Regions from separate parts of the Homo sapiens genome. Here regions 1 and 2 are each linked to region 3. Evidence: chromatin loops called from intact Hi-C (ENCODE). Cell type or tissue: psoas muscle. All regions are shown on one strand. Each heading gives the region's core, and the rest is flanking DNA. Links, peaks and the distances in the headings are about the cores only.

Evidence for each region. A loop is a pair of places that touch in the nucleus more often than their neighbours do. Peaks named below come from ENCODE experiments on the same cell type or tissue, not always from the same donor. Only the 100,000 strongest peaks of a DNase experiment are listed, where the experiment ranks them.
Region 1: it touches region 3 in a loop (2.6-fold over the local background); 45 of 110 quality-filtered maps call a loop at or near these places.
Region 2: a loop joins it to region 3, with 4 times the contacts of the local background. A loop is called at or near these places in 87 of 110 quality-filtered maps.

What each region holds. Positions count from the first base shown.
Region 1 is chr15:33,229,894-33,240,009 of GRCh38, forward strand. It overlaps the pseudogene TMCO5B. Among named protein-coding and RNA genes, the nearest start is that of FMN1, 40 kb to the left of the region's middle. RefSeq lists a silencer at 8,332-8,501. In psoas muscle, for the core only: a CTCF peak has its summit at 4,203 (motif pointing right); no DNase peak of the experiment used is centred there.
Region 2 is chr15:33,288,603-33,298,718 of GRCh38, forward strand. No RefSeq gene overlaps it. Among named protein-coding and RNA genes, the nearest start is that of RYR3-DT, 17 kb to the right of the region's middle. In psoas muscle, for the core only: a CTCF peak has its summit at 4,298 (motif pointing right); no DNase peak of the experiment used is centred there; H3K4me3 peaks cover 1,320 bases; H3K27ac peaks cover 1,594 bases.
Region 3 is chr15:33,695,008-33,705,123 of GRCh38, forward strand. RYR3 (ryanodine receptor 3) reads left to right here. Exons shown (of 104, transcript NM_001036.6): 39 at 1,211-1,484; 40 at 2,875-2,989; 41 at 4,697-4,826; 42 at 5,970-6,073. Among named protein-coding and RNA genes, the nearest start is that of CHRM5, 270 kb to the right of the region's middle. In psoas muscle, for the core only: CTCF peaks have their summits at 4,873 and 5,907 (motif pointing left); a DNase peak (open chromatin) is centred at 5,904; H3K4me3 peaks cover 346 bases; H3K27ac peaks cover 307 bases.

The DNA of each region.
Region 1 (10,116 bases), core at 1,073-9,072, 470 kb before region 3:
GACAATGGCCTAATAATTCCTTTAAGTCCCCCCGATCCCCTATGGAACCCAGCCCTTCCATTTTTTACTCATACTAAGGTATAAATGGCCTGTGATGCTTTAATAAAGCATTTATCCAAAGCTTTTTAAAATCTTTAATGGGAATTATTAAACTAGAAGAATAATTGGGCTCCAAAGTAAAATTTACGACAATGAATAGAAGGATTTTGGGTCCCTATACTATCTTTGAACAAATTACAGAGGAGACAGGAAAATAAGTGATGGAAAATAACTGACTACACTTACTGATTCAATGGTTCTGAGTAGTAGGTTAATACTGCTGACTTCAAAGGTCTTTATTACACCTGAGTACGAAAGGCAAATGTTCTGGGGGAGGCCAGAGGTGGCCCATGAGTCCTGTCTCTGCTGCTTACCAGATTGATAATTTTAGGCTACTCTCCTAACTGTGAAATGGAGATCGTATGACCTATCTAACACAATGTCTGCAATACAGTAGATGACCAAGAAGTGTGGGCATCAATAGTTCTGGGCCCCTACTAAGTCAGCATTTATACCTCAGAGAAGCTTCAGAGTTACCTCTAACCTTGATATTGAGAGCTGGGATCTGCCACAAAATGAAGAGGTTTTGAGGGCATGATTCCTTACTCATTCTTAAACTGCTCTTCCCCACCCCCCCCCCCCCACCCCTTCACTGCACTGCATTCATGCGTTGCAGTGTCTGGTACATAGTAGAAACTCCATAAATATTTACTAAACTAAGCCTTTATATGGAAGGTCTTAACTCACTCTTTTTTTCGGGGGGCAGGGGGGATGGAGTCTCATTCTGTTGCCCAGGCTGGAGTGCAGTGGCATGATTGATCTTGGCTCACTGCAACCTCTGCCTCCTGGTTCAAGCGATTCTCCTGCCTCAGCCTCCCAAGTAGCTGGGATTATAGGCATGCACCACCATCCTGGCTAATTTTTGTACTTTTAGTAGAGACAGGGTTTCACCATGTTGGCCAGGCTGGTCTTGAACTCCTGGCCTCAAGTGATCCACCTGCCTTGGTCTCCCAAAGTGCTGGGATTACAGGCGTGAGCCACCACGCACGGCCTTAACTCATTCTTAAGAAACACTACTGCTGAGACTCTTGACAAGAAAAAGTGGCATAAGCAATTCCAGGCTTCCAGAGGAATCCTCTGGGAAAGAGGCTAAGATTGCTGGGAAGGCTGAAACCTGGGGGTCTTAGAGAACATTAGGAAGAGGTTGGTTCTTACTCACCCAAGGACCTAAATGAACTGGTTCATAGAATCAATGTCAGCATGAATGATTTTAGAAATCACCTGGAAGTCAACCCCAGGCCCAGAGAGGGTATATGGCTTGTATAAAATCAAATAAATAACAAAATTGCTAAAACTAGAGTCTAAGGCTTGACTCCTGTTCAGTGCTTTTTTCCAGACAACACTGGAACTTGCCAAGAGATATTGAGTGGAATTTTTTAAAAAGGTACTTTGGAATAAGAAGTGAAAGGGATAGGCCAATTCCTAGAGCAAAGGCTATAATGTTGACAGATAAGAGTCCTATTTCACATCAGCCTTCTCTGTTAAGGAAATTGATCTCCAGCATGATAAAAAGGATAGTCCAAAACAGTTAACAGGTAATTACGTTTTAAGATAGGTAATAAGATAGAGAAGCCTAATTCATTTAATTGAATTTGAGCCTTCACACCCAAAGAAATTCCATTTCAGAATACTGAAAGAATTGCCCTGTTGTAACACTCTCCCTGGGGGAGAGTATTATATTATTAACTACTTTAAGGGAAGAGTTAACTAGCTGCCTGAGGTCAACAATTAGTACAAGGCCAAAGGAGATGTCACAGCCAAGCCTCTCTGCATCCAAACTTGAGCAATTTCCACTCTACCAGGTCACTAAGTGAGCTGATGAATTCCTTCATAGAATCTGGGTTTTGAAGCATTGCAACAAAATAAAATGAAGCACCCAAACCAACAAAATGAAATTTAACTCAGCAAGTGGAAAGTCCTGTGCGTAGCATAGTTTTAAAAATCTTTACAAATACAAAACAGAGGAGATGTAGAGTAAGAAGAATTTATGTTCAAAAGGGTTAGGAATCTTGGTGGACTCCAAGCCCATATCTTTGTGTGAAACAGCTGCCAAAATCGCTAGCAAAATCTTAGAAAGCATTAATAAAGGCATAATGTTCAGAATAAAAGGAGAATAGGGCTACCGTACTTCACCAGGCAGACATCATCTATAGTACTGTATTCCGTTTAGCTCTGTAGGGTTCCAGGGAAGGATAAATAAGATAACACACAATCTAAAAGTTATGCCATATGAACTGAAAGGACTTGGGAATGTTCATTTTGGAGAACAGAAGGCTGTTCAATTTTAGTGACTAAAATATGAAGGAGGCAGTCATTTTTCTGTGTCACTTTATAAAATAACACTAAGATTAATTAGTAGATAAAAGCAAAGGAAAAGAAAGCTTGTGTTGGTTGAATAGCACTACATGCTGCTTGTGCTACGTGCTTTATATTATTTTGTTAAAACCTTTCAGAAACAGATGGATAGTTTGGGAGTGGTGAGCTCCCTGTGACTGGAAATCAGATCCCTAGCTCAGCACTGCTCAGTTAAAGCAGTGGCGGCCAGGCGTGGTGGCTCACGACTGTAATCCCAGTAGTTTGGGAGGCTGAGGTGGGAGGATCATTTAAGGCCAGGAGTTCAAGACCTGCCTGGGCAGCAGGAAGACCCGTCTCTACAAAAAACAGAAAGAATTAGCTGGGCATGGTGGCACGTGCCTGTGGTCCCAGTTACTCGGGAGGCTGAGGCAAGAGAATCGCTTGAACCCTCGGCGGGTGGAGGTTGCATTGAGCTGAGATCACGCCACTGCATTCCAGCCTGGGCAACAGAGTGAGACTCCATCTCAAAAATAAATAAAATAAAATAAAATAAAATAGAGACAGGTTTCCGTTACGTTGCCCAGACTGGTCTCAAACTCCTGGGCTTAAGCAATCTTCCCAGCACAGGGGGCTGAGGTGGGAGCATTGCTTGGGCCTGGGAGGTTGAGGATGCAGTGAGCTGTGGTCACGCCACTATACTTTAGCCTGGGTGACAGAGCAAGGCTTTGTCTCAAAAAAAAAAAATTATTATTTTTTAAAGAAGCAGCCATCACTCTTCTGCTTCCAAGATTTAAGAATGCCATTCAGGCCCTTCTGAAGCCAGCTTCCTATTGGAGGCAGGCTCTCTGGGGGCAGCAAAAGCAACTGTGTGTCAGCAACATGAATTTCTAGCAGTTTCAAGGTTTCAAATCCCCACTAGATGGCTGACTGTAAGGGGCTACCTAGTCCATATTAGCCCAAGCTGCTGCTTTCTAGCCAGGTTTAGACGTTGGGATAGGCCCATGTTTGTCTAGGGTTGTGTCTGCAGGGAGGGCTAGGTGGTAGAGGAGAGCCTGAGTGTTCTACGAGTTGATGAGGAATTGTGTGACGGGATGGGAATGGGATACTTCTCTAGGCCAGCCACAGCCATTCTTCTCACATAGACCTGTAGTCTTAGAGTCACCCAACCACTGAAGCCCTGTGGCCTAGGACACGTTCTGGCCAGTGGACAATGTATCAGCCAGGGTCCTGTCCTAGCAGAACCAGAATTCAACTTGGAGGATTCCGATGAAGAGACTTTAATGAAGGGACCATTACAGAAGTGTGAGCAGGGAATCTGCAAAGGAACCTCAGCATCACGGGCACCCTCCAACCTCAAGACCATGTCTTTGCTGTCTCTTCATCTACCACCGGCTGAATCCTTCATCTCATTCTGGTCTTTGTTATAATGCCACTCTCTCAATGAACATTGTGACTGCTTCTCCTCAGCACTCCCTCTTCCCCGCTGAACTTTGTTATATCACTTAACATCATCCAATATTTGCATATTTAATTATGTGTTTATTGTCTGCCTCTATCCACTAGAATGTGAGCAGAGATTTTTGTCTGTTGTGTTCATTGCTATATCCCAGCACTTAGAACACTGCCTAGCCCAAGGAAGATGCTCAGTAAGTATTCGTTGAATGAATGAATTAATAGATGAATGAAGACTAATTGGACTTATTAGAACACATAGAGAAAATTATCCAATGGTGACATCCGATCCCTCTTTCTTGCTTCAATTTGTTAATCACTCCTTTGGGTGAAGCCACTTGAAATGCAAAAGGCTTTCAGTTGGCCACGAGAGGGTGATATTGGCCAGTTTTTCATTTTATAGATACCTTGTTCTGAGATCATTCACTCTCTTCTTCCCCAGACCTCAGAAAGAAAACCTGAGACAGGGCCATGTCTACAGCCAAAGTAAACATACAGTGTGTTTCTTCTGCCCGGATGCTGTCCAAGTGAAATTCAATTAAAACCTACATCAATAAAGGTTTCTAAAGGAGAGAAGGTCACTAGAAAGTAAGAGTGTAGGGAATGTGTAGGCAGAAGAAACAGGCAAAGAAAGGCATCTCCACCACTTTGGTAACCATGGAGATGCCACCAGCCGGCTAGATGACCTCGGGTTTTGTGCCACATTCTTCTACTTCCCTTCCCTCTGCACCATCCAGGCTCCGTGTGGCTGTCCCTGCAAAAGTGTGAGCTTTCACAATACAGGGTCTAGGCTCACGGTTCCAATTGTGACCCTCCAAGTGCTCAGGGAAAGAAATACAGATTACTCAAGGAATCATTCCCTCTTTTGCTAAATCCTACTTTGTGAACATACTGTGTGAAGGGAACATGTGGGATGATACAGAAATAAAGGGGCCATCAGCCCCAAGGTCAAGGCACCCAGTGATGACACTGTGAGGCAGAAGTGGACAGGGCAGTATGGGATGCCCAGAGAAGGTTTCAGGAGCTTCTGGAAGGCAAAAGAGGCTGTCTTCAGTGAGAAGGGGGCAGAGGCAGCCATATGGGAGTGAGGACATTTGAACTGGGATTGAAGGATAGGTAGGTACACATTTGTGTTTGGCTGTATCTCAAGCACTTTCTGGTTTTATACGCTGCTTTTAATTGCACCTGAATTTTAGGATACTTTTCTTCTCATTTAAGAATGAGTAACCACCCGTTTAAATGAAAAAGATCAGTTTTTTTCCACATCTTAATCTTATAAGACATAGCATGATATAAAATAAAATAAGCTTGTAGGGGAGATAATGTGTTGTTAAAACAGTAGAAGAGGAAAAGCTTTCTATCCACCCCAGTGGTTCCTAATTTAAGTGCCCTTATGTACACCACAAAGAGACTGGAGAATCTAACAAATGAACACATTATTATTATTATTACTATTATCATTATTATTATTATTATTATTATTATTGAGACGTCTCACTCTGTCACCCAGGCTGGAGTGCAGTGGCGCAATCTCGGCTCACTGCAACCTCTGCCTCCCCAGTTCAAGCAATACTCCCTCCTCAGCCTCCCGAGTAGCTGGGATTACAGGTGCGTGCCACCACACCCAGGTAGGGTAAGTATACGATGGTTTAAGTTTTTAAAAATATAGAGCAGAGAATGGAAGTCCTGAGGGGAGTTTTTGTTATCTCGCCTTAAGTGCAGCTTTTCTCAACAGCAAAAGGTGGAACTTGTGAATACCTAGTGAGGGGTCCCAGGACTCACAGACTAAATTCACAGACCAACACTGTGGACTCTCGTCAAACATATTCTTTATTTGAAAGAGAGACATTCCAGAGGGAAAGCAGGGAAAGAATGAAATGAAAAACTCAGATGTCAAGTAGCGGCTCTGAGTCAAAGGCTTCCACATCCTTCCTGGCCATCCCCAACATGGGGCCACAGCCACGGTCACCTCCACTCAGGTGTGGGGTGATGCCCCCAGGTCACCCCAGACTAGTGTGGTAGTGCTTCTTCCACTGCTAGAGTGAGGAAGGGATGTGAGACCTTCCTCAGACTCTCCAAGGTGCCCCTGCTCAGCACCAGGGGCAGGACATCCACGAGAAGATCTGGGTTTATGTACTGCAGGTGGAAAATCACATAAGCCAGCAACCTAATAAAGACTAAGACCATGAAGGTGAGATACTGGAAATACCTGCAAAGAGATGTTCATTATTTGCATGAGAAAAAAGACAGCCCGAGGTCAAGCAGTGAAAGGCAAACCTCACAGTCATAAATGGCTGGTGAATTGCTTTCTTCAGGCAAAGTTGATAGGGGAAAGTAGGGAATGGGGCTTTTTATTAAAGTGCCACTTGAAGCTCTTCAGGGTCAATATTCTTGTTTCAAAAATTAAAAAAGCAAAGGCACAGAGAGTTTAAGGATCTTTTTTCTAAAATTTCTAAGCATGAAGATAACTAAGAAAATTAATGCACTCTGAACTTTTTTCCCAACAAGGAATATCACAGAGGTAATCAAGCTCAGGACTTGAAAAAATGGAAAGGTGCTATACCTAGGATCATAAGAATGAAAATTAAAAGTTAAATGCAACCTACATCTTTATCCCAAATTTCTCAGAAATAGCCACACATTTCTCCAGCTATTTATAGCTGCTGTTTAACTCTGGTGTTATAATTCTGCATTGAGAAAAGTAAGAATGGTTGGGAGAAATTTGGGGCTGCCTTATGTATTCTGATCAGTGGATGATGTGTTTATTCTTGTTCTTTTGGCCCTTATCAGGTAATGTGTAGAGTGAAATGTGGTCTAGGCTAGGTAAAAGCAAGATTCTTCCGCTTACTTGTACCAACACCTTCTCTCCTGTTTCTTAATGGTGGTCCTCTCCTGTGGGAAGCAATGAAAAATCACAGCTATGGCTTTTCGTGTGTTCACAGAGAGGCAGAATAGCAGAGACCCTGGAGTCAGGATGCCTGGGTTTGAATTCTGGCTCTGCCACCTCCTAGCTTCCATGGTGTGGGGTAGGAACTAAACCTCATTATTTCCTAATTATAGGATTATTAAAGAGGAGGGAGAGAGAGAGAGAGAGAGAGAGAGAGAGAGAGAGAGAGAGAGAGAGAGAAGCTAGGAGAGGGAAGGGATAGAGGAAAACCCAGGTTTGGAATAGGAAAAACTGGCCATGTTTCTTTGGGTGGTGTCTGCCAAAATTGATCCCGGTTTCACTGTTTGAGAGGAGTCATCCTGGGCTTTGGATCTAGGTAAGAGATCAGAGCCAAGAATTAGGTAACATAATCTGAGAGGCTGATGAAAGGTGCTTTCCTAAGTTACGCGGTATCTACGATTCATATCCTAGACTCTTACTAACATTCACAATGCTCAACATTTAAAATCCATAATTGCTAAACTTATAAAGAACCAGGAAAATGTGATTCATTTTTAAAAGAAGACAATCAATGAAAACTAAGCTGGATATAACCCTGATGTTGGATTCAAACTGCAGTTTGTGTCTTGGTGGCAGCTCAAGTTTCAGTTGTGGTCTTATGTCCTCAGCTGGGCTGCTCACACATTGCCCTGAGCATGCATGGTTTGGAAGTCCAGTCAGAGATTCAGGTATAGTTTAGACACAGATTTAGGAACTCCCCATGTCTGACTCTCTACTTTTTCCCCAGTATCTTTGGCTGCCTCAAACTCTTTATTCTCTATTTTGTTAGTCCAAAAAGACTATAGGTTTTCTCTGCTGGTGCATCTTACACACCCAGTTTGGTCTTTCTTCAGGCTAGAAACTATAAAAATAGGGGAAATAATGCCCATCATTCTCTTTTTCCAAGTGCCAGATCCCTTCCAGAATCTGCTTGCTTTTATTCACTCGCCAATACCTTCTGTTCATTGTTTGTTCATTTGTTTTATTTTGTTTTGTTATCCTAAGTTTCATTTTATGCAATAGGATTGAGTCCATTAATGGAAATGCCTGTAAATAATACCAGCAAATAATGCCTGCAAATGCTTGCAAATAATTCAATAAAGCAAGAAAAAGAAATAAAAAGATAAAGACTGAAAAGGAAAAAGTACAATTGTTATTATTTATAGTTGAGAAGCTAAAAGAAATTTTTAGAATAGGTGAATTTAGTGAGATTAATGATACAAGTTCAATATATAGAAACCAATTGTATTTCTATGCACTAACAGTAATCAATTAAAAAATCAAGGCTGGCATGTTGGCTCACACCTGCAATCCTAGCACTTTGGGAGGCCAAGGTGGGAGGATCGCTTAAGCCCAGGAGTTTGAGACCAGCCTGGGCAACATAGTGGGACCCTGTCTCTATTTTATTTTATTATTTTATTTTTATTTTTTGAGATGGAGTTTCGCTCTGTCACCCAGGCTGGAGTACAGTGGCATAACCTCCTCCTCCCGGGTTCAAGCAATTCTCCTGCCTCAGCCTCCCAAGTAGCTGGGACTACAGGCATGTGCCACCACACCTGGCTTTTTTATTTTTTTTATTTTTTTATTTTTAGTAGAGACAGAGTTTCACCATGTTAGTCAGGCTGGTCTCGAACTCCTGACCTCAGGTAATCCACCTGCCTCAGCTTCCCAAAGTGCTGGGATTCCAGGCATGAGCCACCACACCTGGCCACCGTCTCTATTTTATTTTTAATATTAATAAAAAAAGAAAATCAAATTAACACAGCATTCACAGTTGCATTAAAAATATTAAATACCTAGGAATAAATCTGATGGAAAGTGTATAAGAACACCACACAGAAAACTGTAAAACGTTATTTTGAGAAATTAAATATCTAAATAAACGAAGGGATAAAGATATCATGGTGTGTGAAACTATTGTTTATTTTTATTATTCTTTTTGAGATAGCATCTCACTCGGTGGTCCAGGCTGGAATACAGTGGTGCAATATATCTCACTTTTACCTCAACCTCCTGGGCTCAAACCATCCTCCTGCCTCAGCCTCCTGAGTAGCTAGGACTATAGGCACACACAACCATGCCCAGATAATTTGTTTTATTTTTTGTAGAGATAGAGTCTTGCTATGTTGCCCAGGCTAGTCTCGATCTCCTGGCCTCAATAGAACCTCCCCCGCCCCACAGTCTCCCAAAACACTGACATTACAGGCATGAGCCACAGCACCTGGCCATGGAAAATTATTGTTTAGATACTAATTATCCTCTCACTTTATCTATAGATTCCATGTAACTCCAATCAACATCTCAGCAAGGTTTTTTGTTTTTGTTTTGGTAGAAGTTGAAAAACCGATTTTAAAATTTATATAGAAATTCAAGGGGCCAAGAAAGCCAAGATAATCGTGCAGAATTTAAGCTACCATATCAATACTAATTATAAAGCTATAATAATTAGTGTAGTTTTGGCACAAGGATAGGAACAGAGACTAATTGTACAGAATAAAGCATCCAGAAACACTCACACATATATGGTCACCAGACATAAAATAAGACACCACTGCAAATGAATAGTATCTTCAATAAATTGTGCTGGATCAATTGGATATCCATATGGAAAAAAAACCCCACAAATTTTAATCTCTACCTCACACCACAGAAAAGAAAATAAATTCCAAAAGAATGTAAACCTGAGTAAAAGGTAAATGATAAAAAATTCTAGGGGAAACCACAGAGAGTAGTTTTATGACCTCTAAAAGGCAGAAAGCAAAAAAGAATGGATTGACACATTTCACAGATTAGATTTTTTTCTAAATTAATAACTATTGTTTATCCAAAATGTCATTAAGAAAGTAAAAAAGGAAAGCCTCAGAATAGACTATAATACACACATTTGACAAAGGATCTTATGAAAAAAATAAGGAACTCCTACAAATCAATTAGAAAAAGACTAACCATCTCACAGATGCAGGCGAAAGACATGTCACAAAAGAGGACATTCAAATTTCCAAACTGTGTGAAAAGCTGTAAGACATCATTATTAATCAGCAATAAAATGCACATAAAATATCATTATTGAGTAATAAAATGTTTTTTAAATCAAAATTGTATACATCACTACACCCTTCTGCCAGAATAGCTAAAATCATAAAGGCTATAAATACTGAGTGAAAGTAAGGATGAGGAATAGCTAGAACTCTTGTACATTTTTTATGGGAGGGGATATTGGTACAGGCACTTTGGAAAATTGTTCAGCTTATCTAGTAAACCAAAGATGTATATACTCTGTGACCTAGAAATTCTATTCCTTGGTATCTAACCCAAGAAAAATGAGAGGATACATCCATCAAAAG
Region 2 (10,116 bases), core at 676-8,675, 410 kb before region 3:
CCCCTGGAACCCTCCTCTCCCAACATTGGGGCCCCCGATCCCCAACCTGAGGCTCAGCCTCGCCCTGTCTCAAGGAAAGAGGCTATTAGGTGGTGTAGCCCAGGTCACAACAGTGGCCAGTCTAACTTAGACTCTGTGTGGTATTTTTAGTCGGCTTTCTTGCTCCTGAAACCAAGTCCCCACTTGGTGTCCAAGTTCTAGTGACTACGTGTAGTTCTTATTTGTCTTCTATGCCTCAGTGTTCATCTGTTACCTCCAGCCCCATGTTTTTATCTTAATTATAGCTTCTCCTAGAAACTGAAGTCCTGCCCTTGACTCATAGCTGGGGCTTTAGATTCTAGATTGTTTCCTTGATGCTAAATGTTTCTTGGATTTCTAAATATCTGCCTCTGTAATCCCTATCACTCCGCTCCCTTCACTTTTTAGAATAAGCCCATTACGGTATGTGATCCTCATTCTCTGCCTTGCCCAGTTGACTACTTGCTTGTTGTCTGTTCCCATAATTTCTAGATATTGCTGCTGCCTGTATCTGGAACTGAGTTCCCTTCAGCTCTGACATGTGGATTGGTCTTCTGATGCCTGACCTCTCCTTTGGCAGGTATACTTTTATGTAGGATCCTTTCTAAGTTGTCCTAACCTGCCATTCCTGACCATAGATAGCCAAACTGTCTCTCATTACTGCAGAGTGTCAGCTAATTAAACATCCACGTATGTGGGCAGTTGACTGTGGGGTCAATGTCAGTTTTGCAGAATATCTTTAGAGGATACTGAAGGGCTCTGGATTTGGTGCTGCTGTGCTGTTCAACTTTTTTGTTTCAAGGGCTAGAAGAAAGCTAGAGAAAGAATGTTTATCAGGTTTTCAGATGATCTGTAGCTCTTGGGAAGTAGTAAATATAATCCTTTAATACTTTGAGAATATTCTAAGACTACTATGAAAGGGCAAGACAAGTAATATACATATTACAATCAATAAATGTAAAGACCTTTACTTAGTTTCTAAAGGTAACTTCTCAAGTACAGGAAAAGAAAAAATATATTACCATAGTGATCAACACTTGGCAATCCAGCAGCACTGAACTATAAGTAACTCCTTTTTACATCATGCTGCTTCTCATTCTCTGGCTTTGACTTGACTTTTCTCTTCCACGAAGATATTCCTTCCCCACTGCTTTCATCTGCCTAACTCCTCCCCATGCTGTAAGACTCAGTCTCCTCCCCAGAGCCTAATTTGACAACCCAGCCTGTGCTATTTGCTTTTCTTCTGTAGCTCAATGTGTTCCTCCTCCTTGTAGTGAACACATTACGGAATAGGTATATGGCCTGTATCCGTCTCCCAGAGGAGGCTGTGAGATCTCTAACAACTGGGGCCAGTTCTTCTTCATCTTTTATATCCAGTGCTTAGCCAGGCCGTGGCACATAGTGAATGTTGATTAAGTGTCTGAAGATGCTGGAACAGGCTTGGTCCTCCTCTAGGAGTGAGCCCATACAAGATCTAAAATTGCTTCAAGTTACTTTTCTGAATTCCACCTCTGAAACCTGCTTTTTTATCCTTGTCTATCCCTTATTGAAGCCATTTCACTTTGGCTGTTAATATTTATCTTGACTTGCTCCTCAGATAATAAGTTTTTAGTTCTCGGTTGCTTTTGGGCCTACCCTCAAATTGGAGTTCCTTCTTTATTTTCTCCTTAGCCTGGGCCCCCAAACCCAGGACAAGGACTGGCCTGTTTACTCCTCTGCCCACATGCCCAGCTTCTGTTCCTGAGACCCAGCAAGGACGAAAGGCATTTCCTCGACTAGCCCTGTCCTGCCCCCTCTCTCCTCCCACCACACACCATGCTCTCTTTGGCTAGGATGATGGCTGCAGCAGCAGGGCCTGAGGCTTTAGTTGACTTCAAGTATAAGACAAGCTATCAGCGTGTTATAGCTGCAAGAAAAGCACATGCTTTTGCATAATTCACGAGTACAGTATAATAAATATCATGAGAGGAAGCGACTCCATTACACTCTAAATAGATAGATCCAATTCAGGCATCACATTTAAGAATCATACAAATTTAGTTCCTCTACAGAAAGCAAACCAGAATGCAGAAAGATTTTCAGGCCCTCTTCTGGAAAATGGATAACCCAGGGCTACACGAGTTCAATATGTGAATACCTGTTATAGAAAAAAATGTTAGAAATAGCATAGCTTTCTAAGTAGAGATTAAATTAAGTAAAGATTTTTGCTTAGTATAAGAGAAATTTCCTCTCAATAAGAACTATTCAAATGCAAATGACTGTTTTTATAGATAATAGTCCATCATTTTATATGTATAATTAAAAAATATAATATGTAATTATATATAATTTATAATATATACTTTTATATTTATATCATACAGATTATATATATGCTATATTTTTTAAGAGTGTTAGGAACAATTCTTGGATACTAGATATTCTACAGAATATTTATGTACTCTTGAGATAGATTGGACTACATAATCTGTAAGATCCCTTTAGCTTCTGAAATTCCAATCCTGTTAATGTATAAAGCACCCATGTCAGCCTATTTTCTAAATTTATACATGTCTTATTGGTCCTACTATATTGCAAGCTCCTTGAATACAGGGATATTATATCTAATTCACCTTTGCTACCCTTGTAACAGTACATACATATTATACAGACTTGCTCAATAGGCATCTGATGAATAAATGTATGAATGTATGGATGGATGGATGAATGGATGGATGGATAGATGAATAGATGGATCAAACAAAAACCATGTGGACTTCTCTAAGAGATTTTATGTGATCTTGAGAAATCCTTCAATTTCTTTCTCCAATTAATGAAACGAACATTAACTAAGGATCCGACTACCTGCAGTGTTAGAGGAAATAGTAAATGTGTAATTTAAAGACGCTGGAAACGTACAAATGTTAGGCAAAAACAGTAAAACAGTATTTTGTTAATGATATTTGTTCCTGTCTCAAATCCTTCTATTAAAATTTAACTTTTTTTCAAATTATGGAATTTTATAGCTGACATTGAAGGCTCAGATGCATTTTTATCTGAGATTAATTTTTTTTACTATGCCATATTCTTTGTAAGAAATCTTCACAGGGCCATAAAATCTTTTTGTGGCATGGGTTAGAATACATTAACTCAATAATATGGCTTTAGTTATACTGCCTAATTTCAATGTGAGAAAAAATACCAACTTCACTATTAATTATTAACAGTAGCAGAAGTAGCATAAACACATGTTTGTCAGGGCTTAAAGCAAGATACTATTCCTTTATTCCCCCTAGGATTGATATGAATTTGTCCTCGCAGTTCACATCTGTTGGGTTACGTGCTGCAGCCCCAAATCCCACCTGATTTACCCTATTCACAGCTACAGTAATAGCAGGGTGAGCTCCTGACCAAAGCCAGATCCATCACAGCCCTTTTCCTCAAAATCTGAGCTTGAGATTAAATATCAGCCTCTCTCCTCATAGCTGTGCCTATTACATGTTAAATCTGATGCTCACTTCTGCCATGTTTCCCAATGTATTCCGAATAATTGAGGAAGTCTTCCTGGCTATTTGTTGTTTAAATTGCCTTTATAATGTATATGTATATATTATTGGGTCTCTGCTGATTGTAGTCTTCTGGAGAGCATTTATTAATTGAGATTCTTTGGGTTACAAGTAACATTGTAGGTAGTTTAAGAAAAAATCGTAAATCTAGCTTAAGGCTATTGGTACATCTAATGGAATCCAAGACCACAGAGCTAGATAGACGGTATCAGCACTAGCACCCTGCCTGCTGATTAAGCCTGTTGCTTGGACAATTTTCAAAATTCAATTATTCACTTATTAAAATTTTTTCTCACCTCCTGTATATTTGCAGTGATTATTGGCCCTTTTTATTTTTCAAGTCCATTTCAAGTAGGTTTATGAAGATTGTCCTGGCTGAGGTCATCTTTTTATAAGCCAGAGTGTTTTATTTGCCATTAACAATGAAAGCGTATTTATCAAACATGCTATCAATCTCAGTAACACAGAATCCCTATTAATGACATATTTCTGATAGAACAGTACAGTGAATATTACTTAGGTTCTTCAAGATCCCAAATTGCTTCCTGAAGTCTTTACAAGAAATGAAACAGAAACTGTAATTAGGTCTTTAGTGTTTCTTCATTCCATTAAAAAGTATCAGTTTGTATTTGCAACATATGATAGCGCCAACAGAATATTTAATTAGCTCAAATCTAAGGCATTGCAGAGGATACACAGGCTTTATCAGAAGATAGATTAGCTCTGTGCCACCAGAGGGCGACCTAACCTAATTATGTGGAAGTGTGAGACTCCGGAGGGGTTAAAATCTAGAGTGAGCCCTAAATGGTTGAGGGGCGGGAAAGGAATTACAAACAAGAACATATACAATGGAAAATTAGAATCAGCACACACAAGCCTACAATTTTCCAAGTCTTCCTAGTCATAGTTTCTTGCTTCCGAAAAACTTGTTTCATTCATTAAGGACATATATTAACTGTTTGCTACCTGATATTTTAATGCCTTGCCTTGGCTATTTTTAATCCTTGCTATTGCCTCATTGCAGGCGGTGGTCATCATTTAAGTGTTTCTTTAGGTTAAATAATTATGTAGAAAGTAACGCACTGCAATATTTGTAACTCACTGCCTAAGATGGAAAGGAGGCCCTGAGCCACTCCAAACACACAGGGACCCTCATGAGGCATCATCCCATTACTGTCCCTGTTCGCTTCCCCACTGTTATTATAGCAACTGTGCTCTCATGGTCTAACCCAAATTCCTAGCAGTATAGTACAAACCCACTTTCTCCTCTTTTGTCTTCAGTAGTGATGGGAGCAGCTTGTGACACATACAAAAAGTTTTGTTATATCCTTTCCTTGGACTTTTATTCTTCCACTGAAATCATGTGCATTCTTTTTAGCTTATTTTCAGACATTATATAACATTGCTACTTTCTTTCCAATTTTCCTGTTATTTTGATGCTCTCTTTTAAAACAATAGAATTGCTTGTTTTAAAATCATTATAACTAATAACAAAAATAGTTATTCTGGCTGATTTCATTTTTAGTTTTCCTCTCGTGGCGTCAAGCAGGAGTCCATCTGTGTGCCATTGGTGAAATGGTGGTGTTTACTTTGGTTTTCATTCAAACACATATCAGAGCCAGCCATTCAGTCTGAGTTCATCCTGCCTTCTATTCCTTCAGCAGGCGAACATGAAAGCAGAGTCTCCACGCCCGTCTCCAGACAAACAGCCTATCGCTGCCTGAAATCGGTGCTTTGATTCTCAAATGCAGCTACTGGGCAACTCACAGTCCCCTGCGTACTGAAGGCAGTTTCCTAGGCAGACCACCGGCACAGCCCAGACCGCAGGGGCCTGTGAGCGGACGAACCTCTGAAGTTATGTGGCTGCTGTCCCGAGTGGTGTACACGTTTCTCACCGCATTCATCCCTAAGAATATCTCATGGAGACAATCTTTCCTGGGAGACAGGTCACGCAGCGGTTGCAATAGGTGTGACAAGCTTCCAAGCTATGTGTCGCACTGCAAATATGTGGGCATTAAGGAGTGTGTTTTCCTGGCTCCAGACCCGAAAACTAACTCTGCCCAAGATAACTAGCTGCCCCAGGACTCAGGGCAAACAAACAAACATGCTGCCCGGCCAATGCTGTGTCCTTTCTGCTCTAGCGAGAGAAGCTCCTGTTAAAACACAAACACAATCTTGTTGGATAGTAGGGGATTGTCGCAAACTCACACACAGCAGACGGTCAAAGTGGAGGCATATTTTCTTTAGTGAATAAGAGATTCTTTTCCTCCTTCTATTTTCATTCTTTGGGCTGTCGATGAGGATGAAAAAGAAGCAAGACATGATCTGCTTTTTCCATTCCCATTCTTAGCAAGGGCAGTGGCAAATAATTGGTCTCTCTAGAGCGTAGCATATTAAATATTAACTACCAAATAAGAACAGAAAGTCTCTTTCCAGCCCCATGATTCTGCCTAACACAAAAAAGTAGTTAACATTTTTTCAGATCTTTTGCTGTGTCAGGCACCCACGCTAAATAAGTACTTGGTATACATTATATCATTTAATTTTCACCACAACCTTTTCAGGTAGTATTACTGTTATTCCCATTTTACAGATAGGGAAGTTGAGGCCGGTCGAGTATAGGAAATTTGCTCAAGTTCTCACAGCTGGTAAGCTATAGAGATGAGCTTTGAATCAGCATTTGTAACCATACTCTAGTCAGGACTTGAACAGTGTACTAGAATAGAGCATGTACACAGATAGGACACATTGGGTTCTATTCACCAGTCATAAATCTTCACTGAAGAACTTATGCTGTAAAAATAGGTTTCATATCCTGCCAGTTTCTCTAACTGAAGGAAAATTCCAGAATCTGATGGGCTTTGTGGTTCTATGGACCAATGAAAGGCACCAGGCTGCAGAGAACAGGTTCCAGCTTGAATGGTGCATGGACGTTTCTCCTGTCTGTATCTCTCACCAAGTGAACTCACATGACAGCTGCAATGGCTGTGGGAGGGTGGGTATTCCAAACTGCTCAGGTTTTAGCCTTGAGGTGGACATTAATCTTCTTGAGCTGTAAGACAGATGCCCCCTTATTCTAAATTAATACATTTTATACAATTGAAGATTAATAGATATCAATCAATCCATACCTACAGAGTATGTATCCGGCATTCAAAGTCTTGCTGGATTCTGTAGAAGATAAAAAAATATATACACAACATGGCTTCTGGTGTGAATTTAGCCATTAGCAAGAAGGAGAGGACTCGAGGTTCCATGGCCACTCTAAGCTGTTCCCAATTCCTGGGGCCAGTCACCCATAAAGGCACATTTTGCTTTTTGTTTCAGCAAGACCATAATCAATGGTATACAACAGTGGTTACTCAACAAGCTTTTTGCTCTTAGGATTCCTTGGACTCTTAAAAATTGTTGAGAACCCAAAGAGCTTTTGTTTATGTGGATTACATCTAATAATATTTACCACATTAAAGATTAAAACAGGCCGGGCGCGGTGGCTCACGCCTGTAATCCCAACACTTTGGGAGGCCGAGGCGGGTGGATCATGAGGTCAGGAGATTGAGACCATCCTGGCCAACACGGTGAAACCCGTCTGTACTAAAAATACAAAGAATTAGCCGGGCGTGGTGGCGGGCACCTGTAGTCCCAGCTACTCGGGAGGCTGAGGCAGGAGAATGGCATGAACCCAGGAGGTGGAGCTTGCAGTGAGCCGAGATCGCACCACTGCACTCCAGCCTGGGTGACAGAGCGAGACTCCGTCTCAAAAAAAAAAAAAAAAAAAAAAAAAAAAAGAAAGATTAAAACAGATCACTTAAAATATTTACTTATAAGTTATTTTAAAATAATGATAATACATCCACATGTATTTTATGAAAAATGACTGCATTGTTCCCCCAGATTAGTGAGAAAAATGTCATTGTTTTAGATTTTTAAAAAATATTGTATTGAATGGCCTAATAAAAGACAGCACAACTCTATCTTCTTCTTCAATTATAATCTGTTGTGACATGTTGTTTTGATTCAAGTATATAAAGAAAATATGCTTCACCTGGGTATGTAGTTGGAAAAGGAGGATCTAGCCAACTTCCTGGAAGTGTCACAGAGACCCCTAGAGGTCCTCAGGCCACACTTTGAGACCAGTTATCATTATGTAGGGTGTGGGCACAGGCAGCTTGCATGGCTTAACATCAGCCTATGACCATGTATTGGTAAAAATATAGAGATGTGGTATGACTCTGGGTGCCCTACAAGGCAGCTACCTGAATGGCAGGATTTGAGAAGCATGATGAGGTCCTCCTGCCCCAAATTATCTCCCTTTCACTGGCTCCTCACGGTGCAAGAGCCTGATGATTAGTTTAATCTTTGGATGAAGACACTGAATGCTCCAATTTAAATTCAGATTTATTGATCATCCTTTAAATAAACTTGTATTAAGTGACATAAATGTGCAAGACTTGGAGCTAGGAACATAACTGTGAATAAGAGAGAATAATAGAACAATTGATTAGTCAGTAGTTTCCTGAGAGAATGGAAAATAGGATAAGCAAGTGTTGATTGTATGGAGTGGCAGAAAAAGTCTAAAGAGGATATTATCAAGGCCTAATTCAGGCCAAACTAGAGGTGGCCAGCGTGGAATGACTTGAGGGATATCTGGAATTCTCATCTGGGGAAAAATAGTATCTTTGAAAACTCAAATGAGAAAATTCACTTCTTCTAGTTATTCAATTCTTTTAAAATGAAAATATGCCTCCTTCTCCCTATCAGTATAAAGACCACTATCAGAACTATTGGATATTCCTGCCTGCTGTGTCATTCAGGACTCAACAGAATACACACACACACACACACCCCACACACACATACCGATTTACTGCAAGAAATTATGCAACAGGGAGGCTAGGCATGTACAAATCTGTAGGGCCAGTTAGCTGTCAAGAAGGGCAAGCTGGAAACTCCTGGGCAGGAGACGATGTTGCAGCCTTCAGGCAAAATATCTGCTTCTGCAGAGAAACCTCAGTTTCAACTAATTAGATCAGGCCCACCCAGATTATCCAGGATAATCTCCTTTACCTTAAATTGACTGATAGTAGATATTAATCACATCTACAAGATGCTTTCACGACATGCCTGGATTAGTGCTTGGTTGAATAACTGGAGATCATAGCTTAGCCAAGATGAGACATAAAACTGACGAGTGCATTACTTTATTGTAAATTTTTCAACTTCTCCTTCCCTAAAATGTTTTATAAATTAAAAAAATTCAACACCTAGGGACTAAAAAATGAAAAGAAAAATACAGAGCAGTAAGATAGAAAGAGAAAGCTGGTCAAGAGGTGGGGAATGGAAGGAAGAGAGACAAGGAAAGCCTGGAAACTGCCACAGAGAGACATGCAAAATTAGAGAGGGGTGAGGCCCAGGGACAGGAACAGAGAGGAAAGGGTGACTGTTCCGGAGTCTAACTGCTCTTATCACTAACTTTAAATTAGGAATTCGAGAAATAATCATTATTCATAACTCTTCATTTTCCTTATTCTTGGTGCTGAATGGAATCGCTGTCTGAGTTTGCCAGGTAGGAAAATATAACTCTTGGAGCTCAAGTGACTGGAAACTTACTAACTTTAAATCCTAGCTGGAGCTGGCCTCTGGGATACAGCTTCCCCATTCCTGCACTCTCTGTTGAGACAGGTTTGGTTCTTGCAAGTTTGCCTAGGGAAAATGTGACCTGTCTCTTCTTTTGGTCAAGGTCTCGAGCTCTGTCGTCAGACCGTGCGGAAGGAATCCTTTAGGATGGTCCCAGTGAACTCCACCTCTTGATATTCATGCCCTTTGTGTTATCTCATCACTGTTAGTGTGGGCTGAGGCTAATGATTTGCTTCTTATGAATACAATATGGCAGAGTGATGTGATATCACTTCTGCAATTAGGTTTGCATCTTGCTTTCACTCTCTGTCTGTCTGAATCTTCCCATGTACTTGTTTTAGTGAAGCAAGCTGCTATGTTGTAAGTCACCTTATGGAGCGGCCCATGTGATAAGGAACCAAGGATGGCAAATGACTTGAGTTCTGTGCCTCAGTTAACTCATTTGTAAAACGTGGACAGTAATAATAATACTGACCGCATAGGGCTATTGGACTAAATGACTTAATACATGTAACCAGAATAGTGCCTGGCACACAGGAAATGTTAACTTAATACTACTACTACTACAGATACTGCTCTACTATTATCATTCAAAGTTCAGAGAAAGATCACCGTGTATATCCTTCTAGAGAAAAGCACAATGTTACTGCTGGGCAATTAAGAATAAATGCTGCCTCTTAGGGATTTAGTCTTAAATTTTCAACATCAGCTTCCCAAGCTTCTGCTAGCTTCATGCAATTCTAATCTTGGAATGGCAATGTCCTCGTACATAGATGGCCCCTGAGAGCCCAGTGCCTTGCTGAGCCCAGAATATTCAAAAAGATTTCCAAAGTATTTGGAAAATATCTTCCACAGATATCTTTTCCCATTTGTTCTTTTTATCACTTTGTGATTTTTACCCAAGGATTTTCAGTGC
Region 3 (10,116 bases), core at 1,364-9,363:
GAGTAGAAACCTCAACTATTAGAGATGCCACGGGCTACCAGAAGCACTGATCTGTTTACTCCCCTTTCTTTCACTGATTGACTGAGTGACCTTCATTGTCCCCTTGGCACTGCCTGGCCTGAATTAAGGATCTTCCTGCCATCCATACCTTGTAGGACTGTGATATGCAGTGCCAGGGTAGGATGCATTTGTGATTTAAGAGCAGCATGTCTCACCTCTGTCATCTTCTGGAAGTGTGGATGGTAAGGGAAGGGGTAAGCAGTGCCTTCCCGGCCATTCCAACAGGTCCCCTTCCTCCTTTACCTCCTATGCCAATGCCAATCAGCAATTTTCAGGGGCTTTTTAGTATAACCTCTGAAGGTTCCACAGCTGTTTTGAGTCCCAGTTCAGTGATCTTTCCTTTACTTGTATAGACAGTAAAATTTCCGTAAAACCAGTATGAGCCCCAATAAATTCTGAATTCAAAGTCACTGTGGTTTTTTTCTCTTGATGCTTATGAGAGGAGTCCAAGATGCAGTGTCAGCTGACTCTTGCCAAAGATCCAGTGCAAAAAAAGGCTGTTCAGACTTTAGGATGATGCTCAGATGTCCCGTTGTAAAGCCTTTAGATCTGTTCTCTCAGCCCAGTGTGGATGCAAGTATTGTTTAATCAAAATAGAATAGTTAGCACCCTCAACTCATAATTGGGATATTCTTTTATTGTTATATAGCCGGTTTATTTGTCTTTTGATGATATATTCTACTTCTGTGCATGTCATAACCCACCCTTAAAATACAAAAAAAAAATTTTTTTTTTTGAGACAGAGTCTCACTCTGTTGCCCAGGCTGCAGTGCAGTGATGCAGTGGTGGCTTACCGCACCCTCAACCTCCAAGGCTCAAGCAGTCCTCCCACCTCAGCCTCCCAAGCAGCTGACTACAGGCGTGTGCAACCACACCCAGCTTTTTTTTTTTTTTTTTTTTTTTTTTTGGTAGCAACAGGGTCTCGCTTTGTGGCCCAGGCTGGTCTCAAACTGCTAGGCTCAAGAAATCCTTCAGCCTCAGCCTCCCAAATTGCTAGGATTATAGGCATGAGCCACTGCACATTGCCTATAATAAGAATTTTGTAACCTCAACCAATGATGTGTCTTCTATTTGCATGAAGTGGCTGAAACACCCAGCTCTCCCTGAGCCATGACAGCCACAGTCCTGCTCCCTCCTGTTGTCCTTCCAGCAACATTGAAGGAACTCATCTCACAGACGATGATCTGCTGGGCCCAGGAGGACCAGATCCAGGATTCAGAGCTGGTCCGAATGATGTTCAACCTCCTCCGGAGGCAGTATGACAGCATTGGGGAGCTGCTGCAGGCGCTGCGGAAGACCTACACCATCAGCCACACCTCTGTAAGCGACACCATCAACCTGCTGGCTGCCCTGGGCCAAATCCGCTCCCTCCTCAGTGTCAGGATGGGCAAGGAAGAGGAGTTGCTCATGATCAATGGGCTGGGGTAGGTGATTCACGGTTACGTGCTGTTCTCTCTAGGAGCTTTAAGTGGGAAAACTGACTTACCTTGATATAGAGATATAGTGGAATCAAATCATATTAAATCTTTGTGTGAACTGATTCCAATTTCACTCCTCATGGAGTCATATCCTTTGCAACCTGAGAGACCCAACTACTCACAGTGAAAGGCATTGCTAAAAGTATGGAGGAGTCTTGGGGAAAAGCAGTTACTTGATTTTAATCTTTTGAAAATAGCCCCAGGGAGCCCATGAAAACATCTGGAGGAAGGGACGGTGTGTTCAACCCAAGACAGAAATGATCTGAGCACCTGAGCTTTTGACTCGAAATCTTCCGAAACTTCCCTCTGAAAAATTGCCACCTGATCTCTCCCTTTTCTCAGGACTAACCTAGAGTCGTTTTTGTTAGTTCATTGAGATAACTTTCCCCTTAACAGTAGCTCATGGCTCTCCCTTAGAAGCCATGTAGTCAAAAAAAATTCATAGCATTTTAGACATCAAAAGGGTTTCCTATAATCACGTAGGGTAGCACTTCTGTTTTGCAGATGAGAACACCAAGGCCCAAAAAGATTCACTAACCAGCCTACAGTTTTACTTTATTAGAATCAAGAACTAGACCTACAGACAACCTCCTACCTAACTTTTCATCCTACCACCCTTGAGCCAGCATACCAAAGGAGCATCACCAAGGTGCAGGAAAGGGACCTTCAGGATCCTTGGAGGGAAATGCACTCATTCGTCAAACTCATTTCCAAAGAGAAATCTTACATAAATGAAGCGACTTTTATGGGAAGACAATACAGTTAGATAATTATTCTCTCCCCAGCCTTCGTAGTAGACATAGCAGAAGTAAAAACTGGCAATTGGAGGTGGTGTTTCCTGCAACCCTCAAGAGAAGGGGAATGGGCAGCCAGAAAGTAACCACCCAGCAAGGGAGTACACAGCAAATTACCAGGCTGTTTCTGTATTTTGATTTGCATGCAGCTTTACTCTGTGAATTTATATTGGATGACTTAAAGATGTAATTGTTCTTACATCTTAATGTCGTGAGTTTTTAAAGACTATTGTCCAAAAGCTTCATTGATATCTAAAATTATTACAAGAAAAAATAAAACAAGGGATGTTTAATAGGTCATCAGAAAGAAATGTTTCAAAGAGAAAAAGCAAGTACTTAGAAATAGAGGAGCACAGAATATTTCAGTCAGCTAAAATGGCCCTCCACATATATTCCAGCTGAACTAGTGCTTTCTTATTATCTTTTCAGCCTGTTACTTTCATATTATTTTGCCCTCTCGTGTGTTTGTGTGTTCTCATCCCTGAATTTTCATAGCATATAAATAAGCAGGTGCTGAAGACTCTCTCTGATCCTTATCCTAGAGACATAATGAACAACAAGGTGTTTTACCAGCATCCCAACCTCATGAGAGTCCTGGGCATGCACGAGACGGTGATGGAGGTGATGGTGAACGTGTTGGGTACAGAGAAATCTCAGGTAATGCTAAAAGGAGAACCTAGCCAGAACTTGTCCCTTGAGGCAGGAGCACGAGGTGACTTGTTCAGAGCCACGTGGCTGGTGTCCCTTGCCTCAGTTTCTCTTCCAGGGAGAGGAAGGGATAGGCACAGTGCCAAGAAGGAGCCAAGCGATGGGATAATGCTGCTGGACGGAATCCCATTGTGTAAGAGCTCTTGAAGCTTGGAGACTTTCTTCATTAATCCCACTGGGCTATTCAGTTGCTAAGTTTACTTCCCGTATTCGGCAGCCCTGCTCTTTCCAAGATGGAATCACTCACTTCCACTTAGGAGCCTGGTGTGTTTTGTGCTGAGTCAGGAGAAGGCTGTTCTAAAGGAGAACAAGATCTCAATAGTGATCCTGGCAGTGTTTCCCCAGAAGTGTTGATGTTTCCTCTGTCAACCGAACTCCTGAAGAAGCCAGGTTTCCTTGCCAGCTCCCTCATAAGGAGCCCGCATCAGGGGGAGCTCCTGTTGCTAAGGGGAGAGTTGTGGGGATAGGACACAACTGGACATTTATCCCAGCTGGGCTGGGGACCTCCTCACGGTTAAACTGCTTCCACAGGCAGTAGATCGGGTATGGCTTCAAATGTTGGAAATTCCAGAGTGCCAGGGTCCTAGGAAGGGATGATTTCTGGTGCAGTTTCATCAGTGCTACTGGGGAGGGGGTGGGTGTGTAGAAGGAACAGAAGCCAGGGTCACGTTCCTCATGGGCTTCCTTCTGATCTCTTGGGAAAGTGAAATCTCTCCAGAAGATCCCTGAGCACATGTCTGGATGCCTCAGCGAGCAGATAGACTACAAGTTTCTGAACCTTATTGCTTAGAGCATCCTCTGTGATATTAAAGGAGGAAATCAAGGTTGTCTTAGGATCCCGAGCAAGGTTAACACTGGCACCATTTATTGAGCACTGTAGGATCAAAACTAAGATTTGGCCCAACCTAGAGATGCTGGTTACTTTGTTAAGTAGAAAAGCCAAGTACAATCAACAGTAATGTAAGATGGCATCTTCATGCTAGACTGCATGAATCAAATTACAAGTGCTATGGAATCCCATAGAAGAGCAATTATCAATGACAAAAGTAGTCAGGGAAGACTCAGAGAGCGATGCCTTTCAGACTTGCGTAACTGTAGAGGCCAGCCTTGACCCAGGGCACTTGGGCTTTGATATACTGGTGGGCCTTATGTGTCTACGATCACCTGTGTCTGTCTGTCTGTCTGTCTGTCTCTCTCTCTCTCTCTCCCCCCCTTTCTCTCTCTCCCCCCTCCTCACTCTCTCCTCTTTCTCTCCTCACTCTTTCCTCACTTTCTCTCCTCACTTTCTCTCCTCTCTGTCTCTCCTCTCTCTCTCATCTCACTCACTCTCTCTCCTCTCTCTCTCTCTCATCTCTCTCTGTCTCTGAATTCTGTCCACTCCCTTCCTACTTGGAAACAATAGCCTGGTAGAAGGTCATGCAATTTCACATGACTTCCGAGGATGATTGGGATTCTTGTTTGACATCTATTTCTCTTGGAGGAAAGATATTTCAGGAACTATAACTCCTATGAATAAGTCTTGAGAAAAAAAATGGAAGGAGAAAGTTCATTTTTCCAAGTGTTCACACTTTACCCACTTAAGACTCTGAGGTCAGAGTTTTCAGAAAGGCCTCATGATAGATTCTTTTGTCTGACACTTTCTACTTCTCCCTACAGATTGCATTTCCAAAGATGGTTGCTAGCTGCTGCCGTTTCCTTTGCTATTTCTGTCGAATTAGCCGGCAAAATCAGAAGGCCATGTTTGAGCATCTGAGTTATCTTCTGGAGAATAGCAGTGTTGGCCTAGGTGCGTAAGTCTTCTTGTAACTTCCACATCCAAACTCGAAGGTTACACTCCCCCTTTTGACCACTTAGGAAAATACAGGGAAAGGAGCCACATGCACGCTGTGATATTTGTAAATACTAGAAGAGACTCTGCCTGATTTAAAACAATTGAAGTAACGATGCCACAAGAACGTTCTCCAACAGAAGTAGAGATGTTGCTACCAGCCAAGATTGGTGACAGTTTAGTGTTGGCATAGTCGTACAGTTTTACCTCATCTCTCTTGGGACCAGTGGCCCATGGTTTACAAAATGCCCCTGGGATTGCAGGTATAGTCTGGGGGCACAGCTCTTCCCAGCCCACTCAACTGACCAGGGAGCAGTGCTGATGAGACCAAGGTCATGGATCGGATCTCGTCTTGGCAGGCTGGCTGCAGGCTGCATACCTGTCCATCAACCTCCCAGCAAGTGCTTTCCTTAGCGGGGAGGCAGACTGGCCAAGAGCAATCGTGGATAAACAGTGTAAATCCACCACTACCACTAGAAAAGCAAGTCACTGCATATGCCTTACTCACTGTTCTGGGTATAAACGAAATGAATGTGTGTAATACACAAATACTTGCACTTGAAAACTGAAGTTTCACGGGTTTTTATTTCTCAAATGCAACCTCAGGCTACTAACCTTTTTGTAAAATGCCACCTGAAGTTTTTCTTAATTCTAGCCTGAGAACCAAACAAACAAGTCAAAAACAACATTGGTGACCTGGTGAAACTATATGAGCTAATGCTGTTTGATGCTATTTTTAAACTCTAGGTGGTAGCCCCAGAAATATACAGGTTCCACTGGGCTTAGTTGGTCGAGTGGCATCTGATATGGGGGCCTCAAGAAGTTTTGTGTTAGAAAAGCACTTGGAAATACATGGTCCCGGTTGGTAGTGTGAACCGATTTTGTATTAATTCGTATTCACGGCAATGAATGTGGGGAGGAAGGATAGCTAATAGAGCTGTTCTTAATGCAAGCGGACTGTCCCATTGGAGAACGGTCATGTAAGCCAGGTTTCAGTGTGTTTGCTGCCCTCTCCTGTCCGCTTACGTGCACTGCAGTCTCAGCTCAGCACTGAGTGTCTTCCTCTGTCCTTTTCTTGCTAATTCTCCCCTCCTCCCTCAGCCTCCCCGTCGATGAGGGGATCCACCCCGCTGGATGTGGCAGCTTCCTCTGTGATGGACAACAATGAGTTAGCGCTGAGCTTAGAGGAACCAGACCTCGAGAAGGTAACCGGCCCTTGGGGTGGCAGTGTGGTGTTCTCTTCGGCCTGTAGTGCAGCTAAGCTAAGGATAAGCAGACCACGGATGGAGTCTCTGTCACTGTATCGTCATCTTGGTGGGCTTGTAGGGAAAGTGTGAAAGAATGTGAGTAACCGGTAGCAGCACAACGATTATGACCAAGGGATCTCCTGTGAACACAGGTAGCCAACTTCAGAGACATGTGGACATTTGTGTTCTTCGTGTGTGGAAGCCCAGCCTCGTTGGTCTACATGGAACATTACCAGATGCCGGTGGTTCCTAATAAAGTTCTGCGTAATTTACAGATTTATAAATCTACCTATGGAAGGAAGAGACATGGCAGAATACTGTATAATCAGTGTCCTTTCCATGTGTAACTGAGACAAACTGAGCTGCCCTCTGCTGGGAGTGTGGATGAAGCTCCTGGTGGTGGAGCTGGTTGAGGCGGCCTCACTACGTCTTTTCCCCATCCCTTTCTTTAAATGATGTCCTTGACCGGAGGGCTGACAGGATTCACAGTGTGACCTTCTGAGTGGAGCAGAGCAACCTGGAGGGGGAGGGGGGTGGAGAGGAGGGACGTGGGCAAGTCAAAGACAAATCAAAGGTCATCATTATGTAGGGGGTTTGGGAGCACACGGAAAAGGGCACCTGAGCCTGACTAGGGGATTGGGAAGGTCACTCAGAAACAGTCATGACTTGAGGGATGAGTAGAAGCTGATCAGCCGCATTGTTGGGGAAGCATGCCAGGGATGTTTGCATGTCCGAGAGGAGAGTATGGCGTGCTGGGGAATAGGAGACTGGGTATGACTGAAGCACAGAGTACCTGGGGGATGTGGTGAGAATGCAGCAGAAGCAGTGAGGAATTGAACTTATGCTACCATTTCTATTACTAAAAGAAATTCATGCTCATACACTGTGCCAGGCTTTATTCTGAATGCTTCCCACAAATGAACTCACGTGACCCTCAGACCAAGCCCTTTCATTGTTGCCTGCCAGTTACGGGCAAGGAAGTGGAGGCATAAAGAGATTGGGTGGCATCCTCAGTGTCATGCGGTTAGTCAGTGGCACAGCCAGGCATCGAGAGCGCTGGGCTGTGGAGGCAGTGCTCCTACCCATTTTATTACAGGAGGTCACCGTAGAGCCAAGAGTGGTGGAAACCACTGGAGAGTATTAGGCAAAGGGGCAACACGATACAATTCATATTTTAGAAAACACCCCAGTTTCAGTAAGAAGAACTGAACAGAAACAAGTCTTGAGGCAAGGAGGAGAGTTTTGGTAGTAATCAAAGCCCAAGACTGTGCTGGCTTCAATTAATATTGATGCAGTGGGTGTGAGAAGCGTTTGAAGCCAGGGGACCGATCTATCACAGGACAAGTTGCAGCCATTAATTAGATATCAGTTCAGCCCATGTTTTCCTCCAAGGAGTGCAGGAGGTAGAGCAGATCTGAGGAGGCCGGCGATGAGTTTGGGGTCTGTCAAGTTTAAGGGGCCCCAGGGCTCCCAAATGGCATTGTCAAGTAGGGAATTGACGACCTGGCAGTATATCTCAGGAGAGCTCTCTGAGCTGCAGATAGAGCACACAGAGGGTGGTTGAAGCGCTGGGGGTACATGAGGTGACTCCAAGGGCTGGTCTGGAGCAAGAAAAGAAGCATAGCCAGGCCAGAGCCCTGAGGACCACCAGCATATTTAAGGGAGTCGCTGAGGAAAAGGCACCAACAAAAAACAGGAAGAGGAGCAGCCAAAAGGATGAGAAAACCCAGCAAATCTAGTATCTGAGAAGCTGAGAGGGAAAATTGAGAAATAAATACACATTTTTTTCTTCGTGTCGCATAGTGAACGTGGGGTGGCTCAAAGAAGACAGGGTGAGGAAAGAGAGAGAGGGGTTGTCTTGATTAAACGATTGTGGCAGCAGATGGCCTTCCTCTAGCTGAGGCAGCCACACAGAACACAGATTTACCACTCACGAAGATTCTGCTGTTTCAGGCCTTGGCAGAGAATCATTGGCCAAGCTGCAAAACCATGTCTGATCTATTAAGATGAGATGATAATTACCCACCAATAATTCGTTGACATTTTTCAGTTAGTAAATTCTATTTCAAATGCATTCAACTGATAATTACTGAGGGCCTATCATGAACCAGACAGACAAAACGCCCGTGTTTGTGCAGCATATTTCTAATGGGAGGAACTTTCCTTGTAGTCAGAGAGGATATTACTTTGCTGGGGCTGCCATAACAAAGTACCACAGGTTGGGTGACATAAACATCGGAAATTTATTTTCTCACAGTTCTGGAAGCTGGAAGTCCAAGATCGAGGTGTGCGCAGGTTTGGTTTCTTCTGAGGCTTCACCTCCTGGCTTGCAGATGGCCACTGTTTTGCTGTGTCCTCACGTAGTCTTTTCTTTGTGTGCACGTATCCTTGCTATCTCTCTGTGTGTCCAGATTTCCTCCTCTTGAAGGACATGACCCCAACAACTCAGTTTAACTTAATCACCTCTTTACAGCCCCTATATCCAAATACAGAAACATTCTGGGATATTGAGGGTTAGGGCTTCCACATGAAATTTGCGGGAGACAATTTAGCCCATGACAGAGGGGTTTGTCTTTGAGTTGGTCATTTTATTTTGTTCTTTAAAGTATTTTGAAATATCAGACATTTTTACAATAATATTTTGAGGCGACAAATTTAAGTGAAAGCATTTTTTTTTATTTTGTCAGATTCAATCAGTATTTCCAATGGACTTCATTGGGTCCCTTATAAATCATTAAGTTAAAAGCAGGAATCAAGGAAAGAATCTATTTACTGGCCTTATCAAATATGATGTTTATCAAACAACCCAATACCATAATAATACCATAATAGAAGAACCTTGCTTTTTAACATTCTGTTAAAAGAGGGCAGTCATGGTGGCTCACGCCTGTAATCCCAGCACTTCAGGAGGCCGAGGCAGGTGAATCATTTGAGGTCAGGAGTTCAAGACCAGTCTGGCCAACATAGCAAAACCCCATCTCTACTAAAAAGAAATACAAAAGTTAGCCAGGCATGGTGGTTGGTGCCTATAGTCCCAGCTACTCAGGAGGCTGAGGCAGGAGAATTGTTTGATCCCGGGAGGCAGAGGTTGCAGTGAGCCGAGATCATGCCACTGCACTCCAGCCTGGGAGCCTGGGTGACAGAGCGAGACTCCGTCTCAAAAAAAAAAAAAAAGAAAGAAAAAAATCTGCTGAAAGAAGTCCCAGTCAATATAACTTACGGTTAACTTTAATAAGCAATCCCAGCTGCAAACGGAGTAAGTGAAAATGACCAGACCAGAGGGAAATGTTAGAAGTTGCTCCTCCAGGCTCTGTAGGCCTGTGTTGTGAAGGGTACCAGCCACCTCCTGCATACACACAAGACTCAAGCACCATGCCACCTGTCGTGAGAGCTTCCATAAATGCTGTGTCTATTCATGGTCTCTGCATCTAGAGGGAGAGACCTCAGCCAAACTCTGTTATTCGTACATTTAGATGACAATAAATAGCTCAGTGTTTTAGGTGGTATGACGATAACCGATGCTTGTGTGAAAAGCAGCTGAATGGGTCTTTTTGGACAAGGCAATGCCACAAGGTTTTGAACTCCATATCCTATTCTCAGCCTCAGTTCATCTTTTGAAACAGTGTTGCTCAGCAAAGACATGGAGCCTCCATTGGAAGAAGTCAGATGTGATTAACGCAGGCCAGCAAGCTGGAGAGGGAAGAAATGGGCGCTTTGGGAAATCTGTAAAGGGGATGAGGTTTGCCACACCGTTTTCAAGTAGTTGGGGTGGCTTAGCACACTGCTATAGACTTTATTCAGCCCAATGTCAGGAAATTACCCAAGTTTGGTTCACAGGAAAGAACAGCAAAGGACTGGTATGCTGGAGTTTCTTCCTTCTATTGATCACGCCAGAAATTAGATCATTTAGGATTGAACAGTAGCCCTACCCCAACACATACACACACGCATATGCACACACACATGCACACACACTCTTTCTCTCTCTCTCTCTCTCTCTC